Linked DNA regions of Homo sapiens: region 1 is linked to region 2. A link is a contact called in ENCODE Hi-C or POLR2A ChIA-PET data. All regions are on one chromosome and are shown on one strand. The core of a region is the stretch at or near the end of the contact, and the rest is flanking DNA. Distances in the headings are between cores, read along the strand shown. Region 1 overlaps ACYP2 (acylphosphatase 2). Region 2 holds the start of CIMIP6 (ciliary microtubule inner protein 6).

What was found. A loop is a pair of places that touch in the nucleus more often than their neighbours do. ChIA-PET counts read pairs that join two places held with the same protein, here RNA polymerase II (POLR2A). Pooled maps may share reads with other maps.
Region 1: a loop to region 2 is called in a map of sigmoid colon, with 2.1 times the contacts of the local background. The contact joins the enhancer-like site here to the promoter of CIMIP6 in region 2. A Hi-C loop is called at or near these places in 3 of 168 maps with a recorded cell type or tissue (dorsolateral prefrontal cortex, heart right ventricle and sigmoid colon) and 9 of 50 pooled maps. POLR2A ChIA-PET finds 5 or more read pairs at or near these places in 4 of 52 experiments (H1, OCI-LY7, PC-9 and 1 more).

The regions. Positions count from the first base shown.
Region 1 is chr2:54,284,731-54,290,200 of GRCh38, reverse strand. All of the region lies in intron 3 of ACYP2 (acylphosphatase 2), which reads right to left. Among named protein-coding and RNA genes, the nearest start is that of TSPYL6, 31 kb to the right of the region's middle. Within about 2 kb of position 2,458, at least 3 of the 41 ENCODE cell types and tissues checked have a DNase peak (open chromatin) inside an H3K27ac peak, as active enhancers do; they include heart right ventricle, where a contact is called at or near this core.
Region 2 is chr2:54,327,182-54,333,269 of GRCh38, reverse strand. CIMIP6 (ciliary microtubule inner protein 6) reads right to left here and starts at 2,386. Exons shown (of 5, transcript NM_001100396.2): 1 at 2,269-2,386. The coding sequence starts at 2,294.

The DNA.
Region 1 (5,470 bases), core at 1,209-3,708, 43 kb after region 2:
TGCCATTGATCGCGGGGCGGCGGCAGCCGGGCACCCACCGGCTCCGACCTCTGTGCCGAGAGGAATGTGCAAGTCCTCAAAGGGAAATTCATAAAGCGAAGCCCTGACAGCCTGATGCAATTTGCGCACAATTGAATTAAAAGAATAGCGCCAAGGTGGGATGGAAAGGCGGCTAACGACACAAGAACCGCTAGAAGAACAGATGTGCTAGATGGAAAAGCAGAAGCAAAAATCACATTTTAATGGAAAGACGACTGTTTGGCTGTGTATTAGACACCGGCTGTATTGAGCATACTACATGTGGTTAACCCTGAAGATGGGGGCTCTCGGAATGCCTTGAAATATTTGACGAGAATCAAAAATAATGAAGCCCTTCTTTATGGACATGTCTCATTGTTAGGGAAATGGCTACCTTTTGAACCTCCCAGGATTTTTTTTTTAGATTCTCCTATGTGACTCAGTTCATAGGGAGGCTCATGATGGAAGGTAAGAATGCCATAGTAATGTTTTAGTTGGTAGGTGGCTGCCTGTAAATGGTACTTTTATAATTTCAATATTTTTCGGCACAAATGTGTTAAATGCTCACAAATTTCAGTCTGTTATGTAGACAGAGATGATCATAAAAAACGTTTTCCTTTTTGTACTCATATGCCAACTTTTAACAAAAATATAGAACAAAATAGAAGGTGAGGAAGAAATATGTATCTTCCTAATAATCTCTGCAGGTTATAAAACAAAGTCATTGCTAAATCCCAATAAAGGTGTTTCTGCCTAGATTTTGAAAACTAAAATTGGGTGTAGAATTGTCACCCTAGTAACAAAAAATTTAAAGAGCTTGGGCCTGTTGGTTGACTTAAATCTGCTGTAGTTTTCATAAATAAATCTAAGTTATTAACAGCTTGGTGAATTTTTGGCAAATAAGAGGACGTCATCAATATATCCAAGTTGCTTATCTAGTGGGAGGTGACAAAGTAGAAGAAGGAAGGATGTGAGGCTGAAAGGGAGAGGAGAGAAACATTTCATGGAAGAGGTTGTCTGACTTTAAGGTGTGCTCAATTTTGCTGACACCATTAATGATCAAAGAATATCTAGCAACCAGAATCAAAATGTAATTTAACTTCATTATATTACACCTCCCTCTTTTGAATTGAAAGCTACTTATATATAGTTGATAGCTGTCATTCTTTAGTTTTCCAAATGACTTTTAGATGATGAGGCTTTGAATAGAATTAAAAGCTTGGGGTCGCAGAAGTTACAACCATGAAACTAAAGCCAGTAGGTGGGTCCTGCTGTGGAAGAAACTGGACTCCCTGAGATTGGGTCTACAAAGTGCAGTTTGGACTTGGCAATCATCCAGATAAGGCCTCAACCTTTGGGAGCCTCTTCTAATTACACACTATTTCCTGCTACAGCTAAATGTACATCACAGAAAGAAAAAAACTAGTTAGCAGCTTTCTGTGGGATCCTACAAGGCACCGTTACATCGGTGGAGTTGCCAAAGCTCTTCTCTGGTCAAGGAATTGATCCTAAAAGCTCTCTGGAATGATCAAGTTTAGGGGAACAAACACCTGATTTCCTAGGAGATCAATTTATAAACTAGAATACCATGCATCATTTATAGTAGGCAAGTATATCAGCCATTTATAAAATAATTTTCCTTTTGAGGGAAATGCACTAATGCACTAATGAGACAGAATTACATTAGATTGTTCTTTCTCTAGCCTAGGTGAAACCTGGCCTAGAGAATATACATAATGATAGTATCCTTTTCCCCAGGAAGCACTGAAGAAATGGTAATATGGCCCACCTTTTTAAAAACTACACCACCCACTGCTTTTCACTTAACAAATCACTACCTCAGACAAGTTAATGAGGCTATAGTTTTCTTTTTAGTTGCTCTGTTCCTATATGGAGGATATGCCTTGGTCACCTGCATTATGCTGAAACACAGTCTGTTTCTGTTTCTAGGGTAAAGAAAAGGGAAAGCTTATCACTTAATTGTAGTATCTTTACAGACCACATCTTAAGGCAGCTTGCTTTGAAACAGGTGATTTTGTTTCCATTTTGGAAGGCAACAGGTCTGATATTTTCCCTGGATAGAGGAAAGGTGAAGGGAACAAAGCCCTCTCTAAATTGTGGCTACAGGAGTGGCAGGCAAGTGCAAGAATACCCCTTTTCCACAGAGGGAATTAACCCAAAGGGAATGACTGAAAGGGTCATTATGTTCTCCAAGACAATCAAGCAAGCAGCATAGAGAGTCAACGTGCTGATGAGGGAATGTTCCCAATACTGTGGGTGCTGTTCAAACTACCCTCACACCTAGAAATAACAAACACTGTTTAGCCAGCTTACAAGTCTGCAATTTGGTCAGGGCTCAACAGGGAAACCTCATCTTTGCAGTACTTGCCAAGAGCAGCTCTGAGGCTGAGGACTGGAATAACTGGAATCACTTACAAGTCTGGCAGATGATGCTGGGAAAACTCAGTCAGCTGGGTTCTGCAACAGCTCTGGCTCCTCAGTCGTCTCCCTCTATCCCTACATGACTTCTTCAGCATGGCGGCTTCAAAGTAGCCAGACATTTTATGTGTGTGTTGTCACAGGGATCCAAAGGTATGTCCAGTAGAGCCAGGCAGAAACTGTACTGCCTGCTCTAACCTAGTCTTGGAAGACACTCAGTGTCACCTCTAACACATTCTATGAGTTTGAAGTCAGTCACTAAGGCTGGCCCATGTTCAAGGGGAAGGAAATTAGATCTCACCTACTGTGGTCTGAATGTATCCCCCAAATTTCATATGGTAAAATTTAATTGCCAGTGTGACAGTATTAAGAAGTAAGGCATTTAGGAGGTGATTAGGTCATGAGGGGGGGCCCTTATGCATGGGATTAGCCACTTATAAAAAGGGCTTGAATGGGTAAGTCTGTTCCTTCCATTCCTTCCACCTCTTCTGCTATGAGGACATAGAGTTAGCCCCCTCTGGAGGAAATGGTGTTCAAGGTGCCACCTTGGAAGAAGAGATCAGGCCATTATCAGACACTGAACTTGCCAGCACTTTGATCTTGGACATCCAAGCCTCCAGAACTGTGGGAAATAAGTTTCTGTATACATTACCCAGTCTAAGATATTTTGTTATAGCAGCACAAATGCACTCACCTTTAGTGAAAAGAGTATCAAAAAATTGGGGAACATGTTTTTAAATCACCAGGGTAATTTTATGTAGTTAAATAATTATGTGATAGTATACTCTTTACTAAGTCATTCATTCACAAATACTTACGGAGCTTTTTACCATATATTGAATAAACATTGCATTTCAAAGTTAAAAAATTCTAGATATTATAGCCTGAGAAAACTCACATTTGGATATGATTTTATGTATTGAGAAGGCTGTATTTTGTTTTAGGCCTGTCTTTGAAAGTTTTCAAACCAGCACAAAATGTCAGATGAGGACAAATCCATTTAGAGAGGAGTATAATCAAAACAGCATAAAGATTTTTATTAGAATTCATTTAAAACCTGAGAAAATGGAAGTATAAATCCTTAATCAGTACAATTATATTCTAGAAAAGTTATCTGTTGAGCAAAGTAGTGTAAAAACGGATCATCTTTTCTACCAATTTTATATTTTCAGTTGCCTGGTATGTGAAAGGAGGATTGTTCTCTGATAGACATAGATGACTATTAGTTAGGGTTAGATTCAGCTTTGAAGCACAGTAATAGTGGCTTGAAGAAGGTAGTTTACAGAGAGTCCCTGATGGGGGGACTCTTTGTAATGGTTCAACTCACATTTTTTAGACTTTCTGGTGGTGCTAACATGATAAACATTTAGTAGAAATCTTACTTCAAATGTTGAATTTTGATCTTTTTCCAGGCTAGCAATATGCATTGATATTCTCTCACAATGTTGGGCAACAGCAGCAAACCACAGCTCCCAGATCACGAGGGTAAACAGTGGATACTCTACAATGTACTGCATTGCCAAATAGTTTAGCCCAGCTATAGGGTTGGTCTTGAATGCCTGGGCTCAAGAAATCCTCCCATCTTGGCCTCCCAAAGGCCACTGCGCCTGGCCCTGAGCACATTTAAGGTAGGCTAGGCTAAGCTATGGTGTTCAGTAGGTTAGGTGTATTAAATGCATTTCTCACTTACAGTATTTTCAACTTACAATGGGTTTATTGGTACATAACCCTATCATAAGTCAAGAAGCATCTGTATTCCTTTATCATATAAAGGAAGCCTGAAGGTGGGCAGTCCAGGACAGGTATGACAACTCCATACCTTCAGAGACCTTTCCAACTCACCACTCCATGATTTCTAGGATGTTGTCCTCCATTCTCATAACCCAAGATGGATGCTAAAGTTCCAACCATCACATCTGTGTTCCAGACAGCAGGATAGATGAAGGCAAAGAGGAGGAAGATTATATATGTTTGCAGTATGTTAAAAAGGTTTTCTAGCAGCTGCCACACAATACTTCTGATTACATCTCATTGGCCAGAACTCAGCTACAAAAGAGACTGAGATGTTGTCAATGTAGGCTTTATTCTGAGTGGCTGTGTGCCCAGTAAAAACACATGTATTACAATAGAAGGAGAGGATGATTACTGGAGGACAGCTAGCAGTCTTAGCCACAGGGTGGAAATTGAGTGTTCTGTTTTGGACACAGTAAGCATGAGATGCTTTTTAGACACCTACGTTAACAACAGAATTTAGGAGAGAGATTGAAACTGGAATTATAAATTGGGAACTGATTACAGATGATATTTAATGCCACAGGGCTAGATGGCAATACCTGGGAATAAATGGAAACAGAAGAGAAGTGGTCAGCAAGAGGAGCATCCCACAGAATAGGCTGAGAAGATGGAGCAAGTGAGGCAGAAGGAAAGCCAGGAGACCGTGGTATCCTAGAAACTCAGTGCTGTGGTCTGAATGTTTGTGTCCTCCCAAAATTTGTATGTTGAAACCTAATTCCTAATGTGTTGTTATTAAGAGATAGGGCCTTTGTGAGATGATTAGCTCATGAGGATTCCAAAGGGACCAGTACCCTTATAAAAGAGGGCCCAAGGGAGCTTGTCAGCCCCTTCCACCATATGAGGGCACAGCTGGAAGGCAAAATCTTTGAAGCAGAGCAGAGCTGTCACCAGACGCTGAATCTGCTAGTGCCTTGATCGTGAACTTCCCAGCCTCCAGACCTGTGAGCAGTAAATTTATGTTGTTTATAAATTACCCAGTCTATGGTGTTCTGTTACAGCAGCCTGAAGAAACGAAGATGCTCAGCAAAGAAGGTATTTCAAGAAGGGGGTCTCAACAGTCTCATGGGTTGCTGAATGTTTAAGTAACACAGGCCAAAGAACTGATCACTGGATTTGGCAAGTTCAAAGTCAAGGACACTAGTTGATCCTGGTTACAATGGAGAGGTAGAAAGCAAAGCCTGCTGGGAGGGAATGAAGAGAAAAATAGGTGGGTGAGAAA
Region 2 (6,088 bases), core at 1,137-3,636:
TACTTTGTTCATTTCTTTTATTAACACCACAATTTTTTATGTACCTAGTTTTTTGTTTACTTGTTTTTAGTAAGCACTACAAATATCCTTTACTAGTCAATAAGTTCCATGAAGGTGTACATTGTTGAATTCACCATGTGCCCAACATCAGGAAAAGTGTCCTGTTCATCCAAGGTAAATGGACTGCCATTATAACATTTACATATTTCTGGTGAATCTGCTGGAGTTTACTCCAGCTTTGTTTGAATACCCTCAACCACCCCTCCAGTACACATAAAAACAACATTCAGAATCCTTGGATTCTAGTTCCCTGCTTCCCAAAAATTACTTTCTGCAAAGGATTTGGAAAAACTGATTACTGGTAAAGTGTAAAAAACTTCTAAACCTTTTTCTATTACCTTTCCAGAGATACAATTATTTATTTAAAGGTAGAGTCTTTGGGGTCAATTAATTTATTATTGTAGGCTTCTGGCATCAGTTTTTTCCACCTGTTTCTCATAGTTATCACCCAACAATATACACTTGTAGTGATCAAGTCCTTGAAGAAAAGGACTGGGGCTATTTGTTATATAGTTAAATTCATTTGATTAAGCACTTGTGGTATGAATGCCTACGGGTTGATAAATAAGTGTGAAATATATGACTCGAGCAATCTCTTGCCAGAAGAAAAGCACAGATAAAAACACTGATGGGCTCTGAAGTGAGTCAGACAGGGACTGGAATCCCAGTTCTGCCATATCTGAGCCTTTGTCTCATTTGCATGATAGGAACAATACCTATTGTAAGAGATATGAGAATAACATTGAATAATTCATTGTTTCAACAGATATTTATTGAGTTGCGTGCCAGGTGCTGTTGGAGGCACTGATGATAAAGCAGTGACAAAACAAAAATTCCTGCCCTCATAGAGCTTACACTCTAATGGGGAAAGGCGGATGAAAAAGTAAATTATATAGTCTGTTAAGTGCTAAGGACAATAATAAAATAGAGAATGGGAAAAGGGAGTGTATGTATGTAGGAGGTAGGTTTGCATTTTCAGGTAGGGTGGAGGCTGCATTGTGAAGGTGGCAAATGAAAAAAGAGGGGAAGAGAGAGCTAAGTGCATATTTGTGGGAAAAGCATTCTAGCAGAGTGAACTGTAACTGCCAAAGCTTCCCAGCAGAAGTGTAACCATCCTTAGCGCACTGCTTCTAAAAGTATGGGCACTGGAGTAGCAGCATTGGCATCAATTGTGACCTTGTTAGAAATACAAATTTATGGGGCCCATTTCCTTTATGTACCTAGTTTTTTGTTTACTTGTTTTTAGAAAGCACTGCAAACTCAGAATCTCTGGGGCTGGTTCCCAGGAACGTGTTTTAACCAGCTGTTTCGCTGATTCTTATGCACGTTCAAGTGTGAGAACCATTGTTCCAGGGACAAAAATACAGGCTTTGGAAGAGGGTATCCCTGGCTCCACATCATTCCTAACTAGCTGTATGTACTACCTTGATTAATAGTCTCAATTTAAGGTACATCAGAATCACCTGGATGCCTTGGTTGAAGCCAGATTATTGAGCCCCAGCCATAGAGTTTCTGATTCTGTGTGTCTCGGGGGTGGGAAGTCCCCAAAATTTGCATTCCTAACAACCAGGTGCTGCTGATGCTGGTCTTTATCACTGCAGATGATAGCAGAAAGGCCTGTTTGCTGTAGCAGAGTCCTGTCAGAGGGAGGCAAGAAACGGTAAGGGGCGTGTTGTGTAGACTCCATAGGCCATTGGAGGTGCCTTGGCTTTTACTCTACGATGTCGGATGGAGAACGGCGATCTAACCTGGGCTGTAAACGGATAGCTCTGACTGCTGTGTCGAGGAGGCTGCAGAGGGGTAAGGGAAAAGCAAAGCCACCAACTGGAGGGCTGTTGCAGCATCCCGGCAAGAGAAGCTGGTACTTGGGACTGGGTGGGCACAGTACTGAAAGTGATGAGCAGTGGTAGATTCTGGATAATTTTAAAGGTAAAGACTACAGAATCTGCTAATAATTGTGAGAAGGAGTGGATGACTTCAAGAATTTTAGATCCGGTAATGCAAGTCAAGTCCCTGACACACAGTATGTGCTCAGTAAACGGTGCGTTTTAAAAATTATTGTTGTAAGCGCTCAGCCAACTGGAAATTAGAGAAGCAAGGGGGCTGTCTGAGCTTGGCCTGGACTGTCCATGCTGGATCCCGGCCTCCCCCTGAAGGAGGAAAATAGTTTTTGGAAAGGGAAATAAGACACCAAACCCCAGCACTTACTGATGCTTATCTTCCTTTTCCTCCATGGGCCTCTACGGCACCAGGCAGCGAGGAGCCTCCTGGGAAGAACAGGGACGCAGCCCTGCCAGGAAAAGGGTGCGCAAAGCGCGGCGACTGTGACTCGCGCGTTGCTAAGCGACGGGCGCTAGTCCTCGGAAAGGGGCGTGGGGGGAAACTCCTGGAGTGCGCAGGCGCAGTTAAGCCGGGTTGGTGCTGGACTGTTGCTCACTGTGCGCGACTGCGCGGCGAGGAGGGCGGGGGTGCCTGGCCGCGTCTCTAGGCGTGTGGGCTCGACGCCCTGCGTTTGAACTTGCCCTTCCCATTGTAGGGCCAGGAGGGGTGTTTATCAGGACTGATTTGGTCCTTGAGGATAGGGGAAGGGCTGTTTCCGGAGCTGCGGGGCAGCGCTGCTGCCGTCTCCGCCGTGCCCGCCCTCCGGAGCCCGGCAGGTCGTCGTCAAAGCGCTGCCACGGGTCGCCCAAGCTGGCTGCAAAAGTGCGGGCCGGCGGGAAGGATACTTGTTTTCCCTTGTATTGTTAACAATACTGTGCGAGTCGTGATTGGTTGCTCCTGAGCTGCCTAGCCTTTACTCCAGAAAGCTTGGTTGTCACTGTTTTCCACCATTTCTGACAAAACCTTCCCCGGCTGGGCTGCCAGGATTAAAATAGAGCAAGGGAACACTCATCTCCTGCAAATGAGGCTCCCTGCTGTGTGTCATCTGTTGCAGCCTGAGCGGGGTTCAGAATAGGGTAGCTTAGGCAGCGGGTTGGGGCTTGTATGTGTAGCACTTACCCAAAAAGAGCAAGCTCCTGGGAAAAGCCGTTGCTGACTTGCATCCACCTTCTGGCCCTGGAATTTCTTACTTCATTTCACCATTGCCTCCCAATTTCCACTACCAGAGCCAAAAGTCTTTGGCATCTGTCATAGTAACTCACGCATTTCCCTGGATAACGGAAAAAGAAAAGTCCAGAGTTGAATTCTGCCTTATATCAGGCTATGCATACGTATATGTTTGGAATCCAGAGTCAGTGTTCGTGTGTGTGTTTACATTCACCTTGGAGAGTGATGGGAGAGCAGAGGTTGGTCCTAGGACTCATTTTATGTATGTGACCTGAAATCCTATCAGGAAGAAGAATATATGTGTAGATTTGACACCTAGTGACCTAAATACCTGAGTGTGGACTTCGTTGTTAAAGACTGGAGTGTGTGTGAATGTGTCATTGTGTGTGTGTGTGTTTGGTGAGTAAGGAGTGGATGAGTAAATAAATATGGGGCAAGTGGGTTGAAAACCAGAAAGCAGGGGGAACTAATAGCAATTGAGCTTCCACTAGGGGACCAGGCATTTGTTAGGCATTGTATTAAACACCACCTGCTTATCTGGTCTTATCCTAACCATCACACTGTGATTAGGAGCTTAGGGTCTGGGAGCAGTCAGTGTTTGAAACCTGGCTTTACCACTTAACTAGCTAGTTCACTTGGGCAAATGATCTAACCTCTCTGAGCCTCAATTTTTTTCATCCACAAAATGGGGAAAATACCTAGGGTTGTTGTGAGGTGTAGATGATTTAATACAGGCAGAGTACTGAGAACAGGGCCCGATGCTTAGTAAGTGCTTTGCCATTATTTTTATTGATCAACTTGATCTGCTTATGCTGCCACATGTCCTTGAGGGTTAGTCAACTCCCTCATCATTCCCCCTAATTTCTGCTTCAACCTTCACCAATCTCTTCAAGTCCTAAAACCACTTACCCTCAGGAACAATCTCAGGGCTTAAAGAAATGAGGGCATTTTCTCAACTTGATCCTTTCAGACTGACAAGTTCACCTGCATCCGTACAGGATTAGAGTCATTTGCCTCTCTTTTGAGCGGTATGGTATTAGTTTTAAATATATTTATGTCAATCTCTGTTAAGTAGCTTGCATATGTCTAGGACTTATTAAAAGCTATGAGAAACATTTAAAAAAGAAATTGTGGGCTAGGTGCAGTGGCTCACGCCTATAATCCCAGCACTTTGGGAGGCCAAGGCGGGCAGATCGTGAGGTCAGGAGATCGAGACCATCCTGGCTAACACAGTGAAACCCCGTCTCTACTAAAAATACAAAAATTAGCCGGGCGTGGTGGCACGCACCTGTAGTCCTAGCTACTCGGGAGGCTGAGGCAGGAGAATCACTTGAACCCAGGAGGCAGAGGTTGCAGTGAGCCAAGATTGCACCATTGCACTCCAGCCTGGGTGACAGAGCAAGACTCAGTCTCAAAAAAAAAAAAAAAAAAAAGGAAAGAATTTGTGCCAATCACAGGGAAGTCACAATCTAGTTAGAGACATAAGACATACAGTAAAACAAAAAACTGTGACCAAAACATCAATGATACATGAACGCATTATATAACTGATAGACAAAGTATCACATTGCAGTACTGATAGTATAATAATGTGCCAATTATTTATTCCTGGTGCATTCTCTGCAGGGTGCCGCATAAAAGTATGAATTTTATAATAACTTTTGATGTTTTTTATACAGAAAAAACACTGGGCTGCCATTAGTGGTTTTTACTACTAACTAAGCATTGACCTAGGAGAGACACTTAAACCTCTGTGCGCTATAGATTTTGACTTGTAAAAAGATAACTTCATATTGTCTTCATGATCTCTTCCAAATGTAAAATACAGTGATTCTACTGAAAAATTTGTCTGAAAAATCAATGAACACACTAGCTTAAATAATACATGTAATTTTCTAATTTGTGATAGATATTTGGATTCTTGTCAATGAAGAATAATTCAAAGTAGGTACTAATATTATGCAAGTTAAAAATACCGATGCTCTTTGAGCAAGAACACCATATGTGAGGGAACACAATAAGATGGAAATTGCACATCCAAAATGTTATAGATGTAGAAAATTTTCAACATTTTTTTGTAACCATAGGAAAATTCCAGAAGTAAAGAATGGCACAGTTGTATAACCTGATAGGAAAGCTGAGGCTCAGGGAGATCCAGCTTCCTCTCAGTTCTTTTTTCAATGTTGTGCGTGTGATACAGGTGAGGATCTCAAAAATATGGCATAAACAAAAGCTAGTCCTAGTTCTATTTTTAAAAGATAATTTATTTGCCTCATATACATGTGTTGTGAGGATTAAATGAGAAAATACGTTCAGAGAGCTTATCCTGGCACATAGCACTCACTAAGAGTTAGCTGTTAGTCTTCCTATTTTTATAACTAGTAGGGTAGAAGATTCATTAAGTGCATGCATTATGTTGTCTTTGTTTCATTATCTTATACTATAAAAATTTTATCAAACCAGAATATACATGAATTTGAGGATAATGGAAATGAAAAATGGTAGTGTTAGGTCTGCCCATCTTTGAAGATGGATAGGTTCAAATAAATCACAGAAATGAAAGGGACCCTGTGTTTTCCTCTGGTCGAGGTTCAAAGCTAATTGATTTGTAGCATGCTTTTAAGAGAGACATATTACTAAACAAATAAGTATAAATTGTTACATTTCCTAAAGGGTAAAAATCTCTAGTAGAAATCATATAGATCACTTCTGATATAAATAATCCTGGGTATGCCGGGCATGGTGGTCCACACCTGTAATCCCAGCACTTTTGGAGGCCGAGGCAGGCAGATCACCTGAGGTTGGGAGTTCAATACCAGCCTGACCAACATGGTGAAACCCCGTCTGTACTAAAAATACAAAAAATTAGCTGGGCATGGTGGTGGGTCTCTGCAATCCCAGCTACTTTGGAGGCTGAGACAGGAGAATTGCTTGAACCCGGGAGGCAGAGGTCGTGGTGAGCTGAGATTGTGCCACTGCA